Linked DNA regions of Mus musculus: region 2 is linked to region 1. Evidence: chromatin loops called from intact Hi-C (ENCODE). Cell type or tissue: left cerebral cortex. All regions are shown on one strand. Links, peaks and the distances in the headings refer to the core of each region. The heading gives the core; the rest is flanking DNA.

Evidence for each region. Peaks named below come from ENCODE experiments on the same cell type or tissue, not always from the same donor. Only the 100,000 strongest peaks of a DNase experiment are listed, where the experiment ranks them.
Region 2: it touches region 1 in a loop (2.5-fold over the local background); 2 of 42 quality-filtered maps call a loop at or near these places.

The regions. Positions count from the first base shown.
Region 1 is chr16:49,905,950-49,911,334 of GRCm38, reverse strand. It overlaps Cd47 (CD47 antigen (Rh-related antigen, integrin-associated signal transducer)), which reads right to left. Exons shown (of 9, transcript NM_001368415.1): 8 at 4,523-4,554; 9 at 1-466. The coding sequence ends at 458. Among named protein-coding and RNA genes, the nearest start is that of Gm19723, 47 kb to the left of the region's middle. In left cerebral cortex, for the core only: no CTCF peak of the experiment used is centred there; DNase peaks (open chromatin) are centred at 1,589 and 2,779.
Region 2 is chr16:50,033,586-50,038,970 of GRCm38, reverse strand. All of the region lies in intron 2 of Gm4827 (predicted gene 4827), which reads left to right. Among named protein-coding and RNA genes, the nearest start is that of Gm32101, 13 kb to the left of the region's middle. In left cerebral cortex, for the core only: a CTCF peak has its summit at 2,280 (motif pointing right); a DNase peak (open chromatin) is centred at 94; H3K27ac peaks cover 315 bases.

The sequences.
Region 1 (5,385 bases), core at 214-5,213:
TATTCAGCTAGCAGCGGAAGTGGCAAAGCTGCTGGCAACCTGAGTTTACTAAGGCTTGCTGGATACCACTGTTTTTCATAGGTATCTCTGGGTAACTAACCCTCAGGTTAGTGCTTGGCGAGTCTCACTCGGAATCAATTTAAACTCAGTGTTCAGAGACTCTAGGATCTAACAAGCATCATTCTTGGAAGTTGCCCCTGAAACGTTTGCCCCTAGTTGAGTAGAAACAATAGAAAAATGGGATTCCAATTGGTTACACAGCACATCATATTTTTTTTATTATGTAAAGTACAGCTGCTTTGAATATAAACTTAGTAATCATTTATGTGACATGTTTTCCTGGATGGAAGTCAGTTACTGTTGTCTGTTCCTTCCAGCTGTGAGTCGTGAAGACCTGGTGCTTAGACAACTGTATTCTTCCATTTCTGACTTCCAAGTTACAGTCCGTCACTTCCCTTCACCTATTCTGGAAAACAGAAACATCAACATTTCGTCACTACTCACGTCCACTTCCTATGCATTGAGACATGACTTGTTGCTAAAGCTTGAAACTGTTTGAGATATTCTATCAAAAATAATGAAAATGTATCTGTAAAGGTCACAGACAGAAATCAGGCAAATCATTAGCCTTTTCAGTTTGGTAAGTAAAATGCCAATGGCATGGGAAAATAAAATCAACACAGACTGATAACCTTGGTTTGCTGGGTAAGCTCAATACAAGGCATGAGATGTTGATTTTTCAAAGCAGAAGTTATTGATCCAAGAATAATATTCTACCATGTTCACTTTAGGTTTACAGCATTCGGTTAATATAAGTGAAACAGACTTGTGATCCGGCATAGGTAAAGAGGAAGTTCTTGGGAAGGTGCCCTGAACTTTGTTCAGGGTGATCTGTACGCCGTGAGTCCAGGGTGGACATCAGAAGACACAGCCCGTAACAAGCATTTAAAAACCAAACTGTGTCGCCCGGCGTGGTGGCGCACGCCTTTAATCCCAGCACTCGGGAGGCAGAGGCAGGCGGATTTCTGAGTTCGAGGCCAGCCTGGTCTACAGAGTGAGTTCCAGGACAGCCAGAGTTACACAGAGAAACCCTGTCTCAAAAAACAAAAAACAAAAACAAAAAACAAAACAAAACAAAACAAACAAACAAACAAAAAACAAACTGTGATCAGCTAAACATGGACAAAATTCAGGGCCTTTTCAAGGTCCTCACAGACCACCTCATGTGCTACACAAAGAACTAAAAAAACCAAAGTAACAAACAGTTCTTTATGACATCTCTTGAAACAGTGACTTAAAAAAAAAGTCACATTTTAAAGATAATTAACAAAGAGGCAGTGAAAGTTTTCCCACTGGTTTTCTGCAAATGGAGAAAAGTTTACTTATTTATTTATAATCCACTCACAGAAACCTGACACTGTGGTAGGTAGAAGAAAGACCACAATAGCTGAGAAACAAAACACAGAGGGTAAACACGGTAAAGCCACGCCAGGAACCCTGGCACGGTGTACACTTGTTCCCACTACAACAATATTTTTAGGTAGCAGCAGCTTGTGTAGCAAAACACACATTTCAAAGCTACGACAAAAGCCTGTAACCATGGGACCATTCTGGACTTCCCGTCAAGCCAGAGCCTGCGTTAAATTTAGCTCAGCCAACACATGATCGAAGTGTTTTTAATCTTATGCAGAAGTTAATTGTGCTCTAGGGAAGAAGGCCTCCTCGGTTACCTGCAACTCTTTGTTAGGGAGGTGAACAGGCAGGTCACAGGCTTTACAGCAGTAAAATATAAAGCAAAGCCTCCGTGAGAAAAGGATGGGTTGCAAGTACTGACGGCATGAAGACGTTTTTTGAAAATAGAATGTAATTACAAATGGAATTACTAAATGCCAATGGGGCTGGAGAATCATAGACTATTACGGACTTCTTTGGGAAGTATTAACAAGCACATGCATAGGTCATATTCAGGAAACATGTGTTTGCTGTTGATCTGGAGTTCAGAAAAGAGGGGAAAGCTGGGGTGTGTAGAGAAGTCTTTTTCTCTCTAATCCTTTCCCACATGGTTGGGACTAAGTTTCTGCATGGAAAAGTAGATATATCACCCCCAGTGTGAAATGCAACAAAATCTCTCCACAAGTATACAACTCCATCAAGGTGAGACAAACATATGCCAGGATATCTACACTCCTTATGCAAGGAGTTTTAAACACTCAGTCAACAGGTGCATGGCCTGAAATATGTGCACCAAACATAGCCGCTGAGGAACCAGGAGGTTCCCATCCATGAGACCCTACGAGCTATGTTCTTTATCTACCTACAGAAAAAATGACACTGTCACAGGTAAAAAAAAAAAAAAAAAAAAAAAAAAAAGAACACAACACCAAGCTAGATCTAAGATGGAAACACCAAGAAACTGGGACATTCATGATTGACAATGTCCCTGTCATTTTCTTTAAAAAAAGTTGTAATTTCAAGAAAGCTCTCTGCTTCCTTTGTAAACATCCATGTGTGTCAACCAGTGCACAACCATGGGTGAGCTCTAAAACTCATCTGTCCATGCATCAACCAGGGCACAATCACATGCAAACTTAATACTTACCGTCATTCATCATTCCTTTTGACTCTTTAAATGCTGAGGATTAGTAACAAGCAGGCAATTAGTCAGAAGGCAAGTTAGTAAGATTTCACAGTTAGAAATAATCTCAACATAAACAGATATGCCAACAACACAATGCCAAGTATCCCTTAACTAGACAGCTAGACTCATTTGAGGCTATCATTCATTGCAAAGCTCACACCCACAGCACCCACAAAAGCAAACAGACTTTCTGGGGAATACAGATCTAGATTTACATAGAAAGTAAGTGACACATTTTGGTATCACTCCATAGTGGCAGCCTGGATTTTTCTAGAAATCAGAAGCCACAGGGATGATTCTTTACTGAGGGTGTGACACTTCATCTTGTCCAGTAAAAAAAAAAAAAAAAAAAGGCTCAATGGTCCCCTTGCCCAAATGTCACTCAGTATAGCACGGGACAGTGAGAACATTACAAAAGCAACACTGCCAATTTCTGATGAAGAATCAAGAAAGTATTGAGAGATCAAGGCCAGAAAACATATGAACAAAAAAAGCAAGCAAACAAACAAAACTCCCAAACTGGATTCTTCCCAAGGGATTGGTGGGCATTCTAACGTCTTTGAGGATCAGTTCAAATTACGATCTGCTAATAGACCCAGACTTATAATGATCACATACCGTTAAGGGGTTCCTCTACAGCTTTCTGGAAAATATTTAAAATATATTTATAGAAAATGTACATTACTTTATGTGTTTTATGCTAAAACTTACACTATCATTGAACTTGTATTATAAGTGGAGAATCCTATGGTCTAAAAGCAAAATGAGACAGCAAAAGCTAATGAAACAAAGCTTCCCAAGGCTAGTTAATAGTTTAATAATAGCTGCCTTATTCTCTTAGTATTTTTTTCTGTGAATAATTCCCTACTCCACCCACCATTCTCAGTTCAAGAAATTCTTATAAAAGTATTAATGTACAAACATGCAAATTGCAGTAACAGATAGAAAACACAGTTAAATAAGAGATGGTAGCAAAGCAGAATCATTTTCACATCATGCAAATTGAACTCAGTAACAGCAAGAAAATTGGTAGGATTTAACGGTCCATTGCTTAGGTTATCTCTAAGCGGCTCTAGGAGAACTGTTAGCTGCTTGTGGCTAACACAGCTGTGTCACCAGTCTCCTCAGAATAAGAGGCAGAGGTGAATTAACACATTCTCCCAAGCCCGCCCTTTGGGCGTGTCCTTAGAGGCTGCCAGAGTTATCTGCCAGTCACTGTGGACAGGAAGCTGAGTCCAATATACTCCCACTTCAGATCTTAATTCCATGTAAGAACTCTCAGGTCTGTCACCATGGTGAGTTTATACAGTAATTTTTTTTCTCATACATTTCCTCCTGAATTTGATCTTTTTCTTAGAATTTTCCCAAAGACCTTATGGAGGTATTCAAATACAATAAAACCTTTAGGAAGGAAAAATGCTGATAAAATCGTAGGTCATTATTTGGAATGGATCTCTTCAACAACATATACCTTACAGACTATACTTTTTAAGGAAGTCAATTTAACACAAACTTTTCTTCCTTAATGTCGTGCTCAAAACTGTCACTCTATAAACTCACATCACACAAATCCAACAGATGGGGAGACACAGTGGAATCAGCTTCCTGCTGATGGAAGAGATAATTATATTCCCCCTCATAGATTCTGCATCTACATAGGGAGTACAAACTTACAGGGACACTTCTGTCTCATCAGTACTTAAATGCCTCAAGGTAAATCTTATGACACAAACAGACCTATTCATACACAGGCCCTGAAATGACTTCAGCATTGCCTTAATTTGATGTCACATTAAGCATAGAACCAAACAGTCCAATGTTCCAACCCCTCATTTTAATCCACCAAACAACTGCTTTTAATTAATTTCATAAACTTGGACTTACCCTAGGAGGTTGGATAGTCCTCTGGTTGGAAGCTGGTATAAATAAAAGCATAAATGCAACCAATAAGATACATAAAGCAATATAATACTTAATTTTAAGATAACATACATGTTCAGGACTAAAGCCAGAAGGTACTAGAGACTCCAGTGCAGGAGTTGTAGCTTTGATGGTCTACTTGAAAACTACAGAGGACTCTTGATTAAATGCATTGACAGGAGAAAAGCAAAGAGATGCCTACAGCAAATAAAAAAAAATAGACTCACTCATGTGCACATGCCTCTCTCATGTCAGATACCTGTCATACCTCATGTTGAAGAGAGGCTGTCAACTACTCACTGTTACCAGGGTACCATCTCTTTCTCCTTCCCAGCTGGGATGGCCAGAATAGGGCAACGAGTGACTTCCCCTCTCTCAACACACTCTCCTTGTTCCGAACTGAGCAGCCTTTTCTTCCTTTCTCTCATATTCCCAGTCCTCAAAGCTCTAGGCAGCTAGCACGCTACAACAAAGCATGAGCCCTTCAACGCCCCCTCCCTCCCTCCCTCCCTCGAGCTTAGAGCTACCCCAGATTGGTAGTTTCAAACCAAACCAGGGCTCCTCCCTCTGTGTATTCCTCCCTGGTGTTTTGAGTTGCAACCTTTACTGCTTCTGCACAGATTAGCTAATGAAGATGCAATAATAGAGGGCAGGAACTAAATGACAAGAGGGAAAAGAACAACATTAGACTGGTTTTAAAAAAAGACAAGAAAAAAGAAAAGAAAACTTCCTTGTAAAACCAGTTCAGGGAGCCATAGAGAGCAAGGAAAGCAGGTCTTAACACATAGCCTGTGTCCCAAGAACAGGAAAACGTGACCAGAAATAGT
Region 2 (5,385 bases), core at 54-5,053, 130 kb before region 1:
AATTTACCTCCCCCCCCCCCTTTTTCTTCTCCTTTTCTGTAAAGTATATGTTAGCAGCCTACGTCCACCTACACTCTAAGCAGGACAGAATGTCCCTTTCAGCTGTATTGTAAGGATCAGACATTTTTTACAGTTGAAGCAGATTTTGGCATTTCCATAGCACATGTACTTCCTTGGGCAAACAGGCAAATATAGCTTTGACATAGTGAGATATTCAAGGCTCAAAACTAGTAAGCCTGAGATCATCCATGAGGTGGGTCTGATCCATGTCACACTTTTCAAGAGGAGAAAAGGAAGAGTCAGGGACAGAAAGAGAGAACAACGCAGTATGGAAAGAACTTGTCCTATGCAGGAGGCAGGCAGAAATTCTGGAGTCCTTGCTGCGGCAGTCTAGGGGCCCTGCCTTCGAAGATTCCTGTAGAAAAAGAAGGCTGAGTTCCCAGTCAACTATTAAACATTTGCCTGCCTCCACCTTGTTTGAAAACAGGATTTAAAATGCATCGCCAACGATAAGACCTAGTGTGGAGACTGTTACGGATGAGGTATATAGGGTAGAATGTAGAAGGTAGGGAAACTATCAGACATAGAAGATTATGACCCTGGGCAGAGGAATATTTATAGCTGATGGAGTTCCAGGACCAGGAGAATTGTAGGCTTATGAATTACAGACTAACGGAAGCAAGAGCTGGGCCCTTGTTCCTTGAAAACATAAAAGTGAATGTTTTACCCTTTCCTATATGGAGTTTATCACTGTCAAGTCTTCCTGCTCATGATTACTAAACTGGTCCAGCGGGGAAAAGGGAAGGAGAAGAAAATATAAGATCACTGATGAGTGACACCTTCCTGCAAAGTCCCTTCCACTCCCATCAGCACACCCTGTTACTGCGGACAGCTCCGATCTCTCGAGAGAGGTAGGAAAAGGAATTGAATTCAAATAAAAGGGAAATCATGAGAAGATACTGTATGCAAAAAGTATTTTTGTGTTTAATCTTCAATATGATTGATTTCTATAAGATTTTGTGGTGTTCTATACCTTTCTGTTCTTGACTGAAATTTTATGTCTCTGCTCAAGCCTGGAGGAGAGGTTGCTAAGCAATTTAACAACATAAACAAGCAAGAGAGGTGCTCAGAGCCAATGGGAAGCAGTCTGTTCTTATATTCTTAGGCGAACAAGCTGTATTTAAAGATATTATTGCATTATTGTCTGCATGCACATGCACTGCTATTTCTAAATGAATCGCATCTCTTTTTTGAGAGAGGCTGCCTACTGGCCATCATACAGCAATTCCAGTGATTAAAAACGTTCCCATTTCTTTAAAAATATCAACTATTGATGATAGCTTGCATAGTATGAGGAGCCAGGCACAATCCTAAGCAAGGGACACTTCACAAAAGCCATTTTATTTCATCTTTATCATATTGGGAGGTAACAGCATATGGTATCCATCTTTTTAGTAGGTGAGGAAATTATCAAGTTTGAATAATTTGTCAATGGTCACTCAACAGGTAGAGCCCAGTATCAATTAATTTAAGCATGCTAGAATGATCCTTCAGCGTCTTCAAAGAGTACAAAAGTTTCTATATCAGTGATGGTTAACCCAGTTGCCTGGCTTGTAACCAAGACTTACCTTTCTTCTTTCTCAGCTAGATGCTTTGGTGGCCAGTCTTTTCTTTCAGTCAATGGGTAGTTAGACTGCATTTTGTAAAATTTGGAAAACAGTAGTTTGGTAAAGTAACACTCATCTGGTATCTATAGCGGCTCCTCTGTTGGTTTCCAGTACATCACCTTTCTAATTGCATATCCAGAGTCAATTAACTTTGGTAATTTTCATCTATAAAACTGGAATAATATTAGCAGCCTTGCAAAGTTGCTGGGGAAATGAGATTCCATAATGTAAAGTGCCCTGCTCAATGCAGACAGCTGATAGCATTTGTCAGATACGAATTCCCTTCTGCATCCTTTCCTGTCATTCATGCATGAGGTGCTGGATCTGTCTTCAGAGTTGGCAATGTGTCTAAGAGAATTCTGAATGCCTTGGTTTGACATGCAGACTTCGTCCTAACTTTGGAAGGATTGTGAGACGATGAACTAAGTAGTTTTCCTGTTTGATGTAATGATGTTCAGATCTCCATACCATCTCCCACCCGTATCAAAGAGATTTCATGATGACACACTCAAGATATCGGAGACTCAAGAGTTCTGCTTCGGTCCCTTCAATTGGAGTCATCTGGAATTAAAGGGCTCTTCTAGACTGGGTCATCTTTTTCTGCTAGGATGGATTTGATTGCTTTGACAAGCTCAAGCCACTCGCCTCCAGGTGGAGCTGCATGAGAGAGAGAGAGAGAGAGAGAGAGAGAGAGAGAGAGAGAGAGAGAGAGAGAGAGAGAGAGAGAGAATGGAGACCAAGGAAAGCAAAATAGGTTTGTTCCCCCAGAGAACCAGCCAGGGAAAGATACAATGAAACAAGAAATGGTGCATGATCCTAGGGGATTTGCTGGGACGAGAAGTGACATGTGAACTCATTCAGCCGGTTTAATTCCGCAGGAACCTGAAGAGACTACCAATGTGTTTGGCCAGCCCAGGGTAGGATGCAAAAGAAATGAGACAAGAGTCCCCTCGGAGCTGGCAGTCTGGGAGTGGCTGCTTACTGACACAGGGCTGAACCCCAGAAGACTCTGCGTAACTCAGCGATGAAACTGAGATGCAGGTGAAGGCATGGTTTCTAAGGTCAGATAGAGGCTATTAGCTTTGTGTGTGCTGCTATCTCCCAGGCACTGAATTAGATGACTCAAATAAAGGAACTCATTCGATTTAATCCTAAAAACAAACCTTTGACATGAGAGCCTGTTCTGATGGGGAGGAAATTGAAGCACAAAGATTAAATACTCTGCCAGTGATCCAACTGCAAGTGAGCTTTGCGATGCAAAGCTGAATGTGACTGTATGGAATGCTGAGCTCTCTGAAGCCATGCAGCCTCTTGCTAAATTCTTCTAACTGCATCTCAATCTCCCCATGTGACAAGTGGACTGCAGAACCCCAGACTTGGACATCCCATACTGTTTGGGGTTGACACCTTGCTTGTACTTCATATCAAGCAATCTGTCCCTCACTTTAGTCCTTAATAACTGAGCACTTCTGTTATCTAGTCATATGATATGGAGAATGCTCAGACTAGGGTGGGCTTAAGACCCAAGGGAGGGGAGATTAAAAACAGAGAGTGAGAGATACTATTGCTATATCAGTTTTGTCTCTCCTGGGCATAATCCCAGGGAGCCCATGTTATAACCTTACAGTAACCCCTCACCCCATTCTGCCCTGTTTTCTTGGACTAAATTGAGTTTCTGTTACCTGTGACCAACAAATCCCCAAATAGGACAAATGTGTTCCTCATTTTGAGGAATCCACGAGATAAGGTAAATTACAAAGGGCAAAGTTGATGAGACCACAGCTATTTTATCTTTGTGAGTAAAATAGCAATTTGGTTTTTATAATTGGGTTCCAAGGTTTTCAGTTCATGGAATGTTTCATTATGTCTGAAGGAGGACACGCATACATTTCCCTTCTGTGTGTCCTGCTGGGAATAATGAACATAGTTGATAGTCATGTCAGAATCAAGTCTTAGAGTCATCAGGTTCTTTGCATCTGGGAGAAGTCAAGGGGCTGAAGCCTGGTCATCTGGTAAGTACTTTAAATTGGGTTTTCACTGGAGCCAGACAGCACCTTTCAAAATCTTCTCTAGGGACTGAGTCTGGCTGAGTGACAGAAACTCCTTCTGAGTGACAGGCTGGCTGGCCACGCTGCTATCTCTACCTGTGTGATAATGGTTCTGAGTTAGGTTTGACCGAGGAGACTTCCTATTTGATTTGGTTCGCTTACATTTCTGCTCTGTGTCACTCAAGATCACCAAAGCAACTGCACAAGCGTACAAACATGGCGGGAGAGAAATTGGTGCATCTCTGGAAGGGAAATGACAGCAAGCTTCACTCTGGGTTATTTAGTACTGGCTTTGAAAAGCACATATGCCAAAGTGTTTGGGGGTTGGGGTGGTGGCTTTGTGTATGTTTGGGGTCAGAGAACAACTCGCTCAGGTTAGTTGTTCTTCCACACTGTGGATCCTGGGGGTTGAATGAGACCCTCAGGGTTGGCAGCAAGTGCTTTTACCCATTGAACCTTCTCACTGGCCCTTATCCTGGCTACTTTGCCTCTGGGTTGATGAGTCCATGCTGAGCTTATGGAGAAGGCTGGAAACGCCACACTCTCTGCTGGTATTTCACCTGCCACCCGACAGGTTGCATATTGTTTTATTTATCATGGAACTCAGGGTGCCAACTCTCTCTTTGTCTCATAATCATTTCAGTATCTCCAGGGTGAAGATGGAGCTGGTTAACCTGGCTCTCCTCCTGGTCCCCATCCACGTTTTCCTGGGGATTCCTTTGGACCTCGCATTCTTTACCCCACAATGGCAGTGGCGGCAGCACATTTCTGTTAGTGAGGGTTTCTTTGCCTGCGGCTGCTTTATTACTTAATGCAGACCATGTAAATTACCTGTCAGAAGGTTGCCAGTGGGCAAACTCACTCCGAATCATAACTGACTGTGCACATGGTCAGACTGTCTACCCACTCTTTCTTCCATTCTTTCTCTCGGGGACTTCACCTATTTGTATTACTTCTGATTATTTTTTAAAGTCTCTTTGGTGGGGGGGTTGGTACTCTTAGAGAATCTGTCTCCTAGACAGTGTGGACTTACTGCAGGGGGACTTTCAGAAGGAGGTCAAGGAGCACAGATGGAGTGTCATATAGACACCATGGTGGCTTTTAAGCCAAGCGATTTCTCAGATGAAGATGTTGAGTCTAGCTTTGTGATTGGTTCCCTACAATCATGAGTGACATCAGAAGAGAATATAACAATATCTCATACTGTGAATTCTATTGGAAACATCAGAGAAAAGTCTTTTTAGGATAGCTTTCCGACTGGTGTGTGGGGTGGGAACAGTCTTTTCCTTGCCTGTCCTGTGTGATAGAATCTTGATGGCAAAGATCAGGTTGTGGAGCTCAGTGGTTAAGAGCACTGGCTGCTATTGCAGAGGACCTGGGTTCAGTTCCCAGCACTTACATGGCAGCTCACACAACCTGTAACTTTAGTTCTAGGAGACCTGACACACTTTTATGGCTTCTAAGGGCATCAAGGCACACACATATTGCAAAGACCTACATGCAGATAAACACTGACACAATAAAATGTAATTTTTAAAAATCAGGTTGCATTTACCTGATGAGTTATACAGTACAAGCCTGGGCTAACCTAGGACTTGATAAATAAATTTCTGCTTCGACAGTGAATGAAAAATACTTCAAGTATGAAACAATGCCAGACATTAATCCTA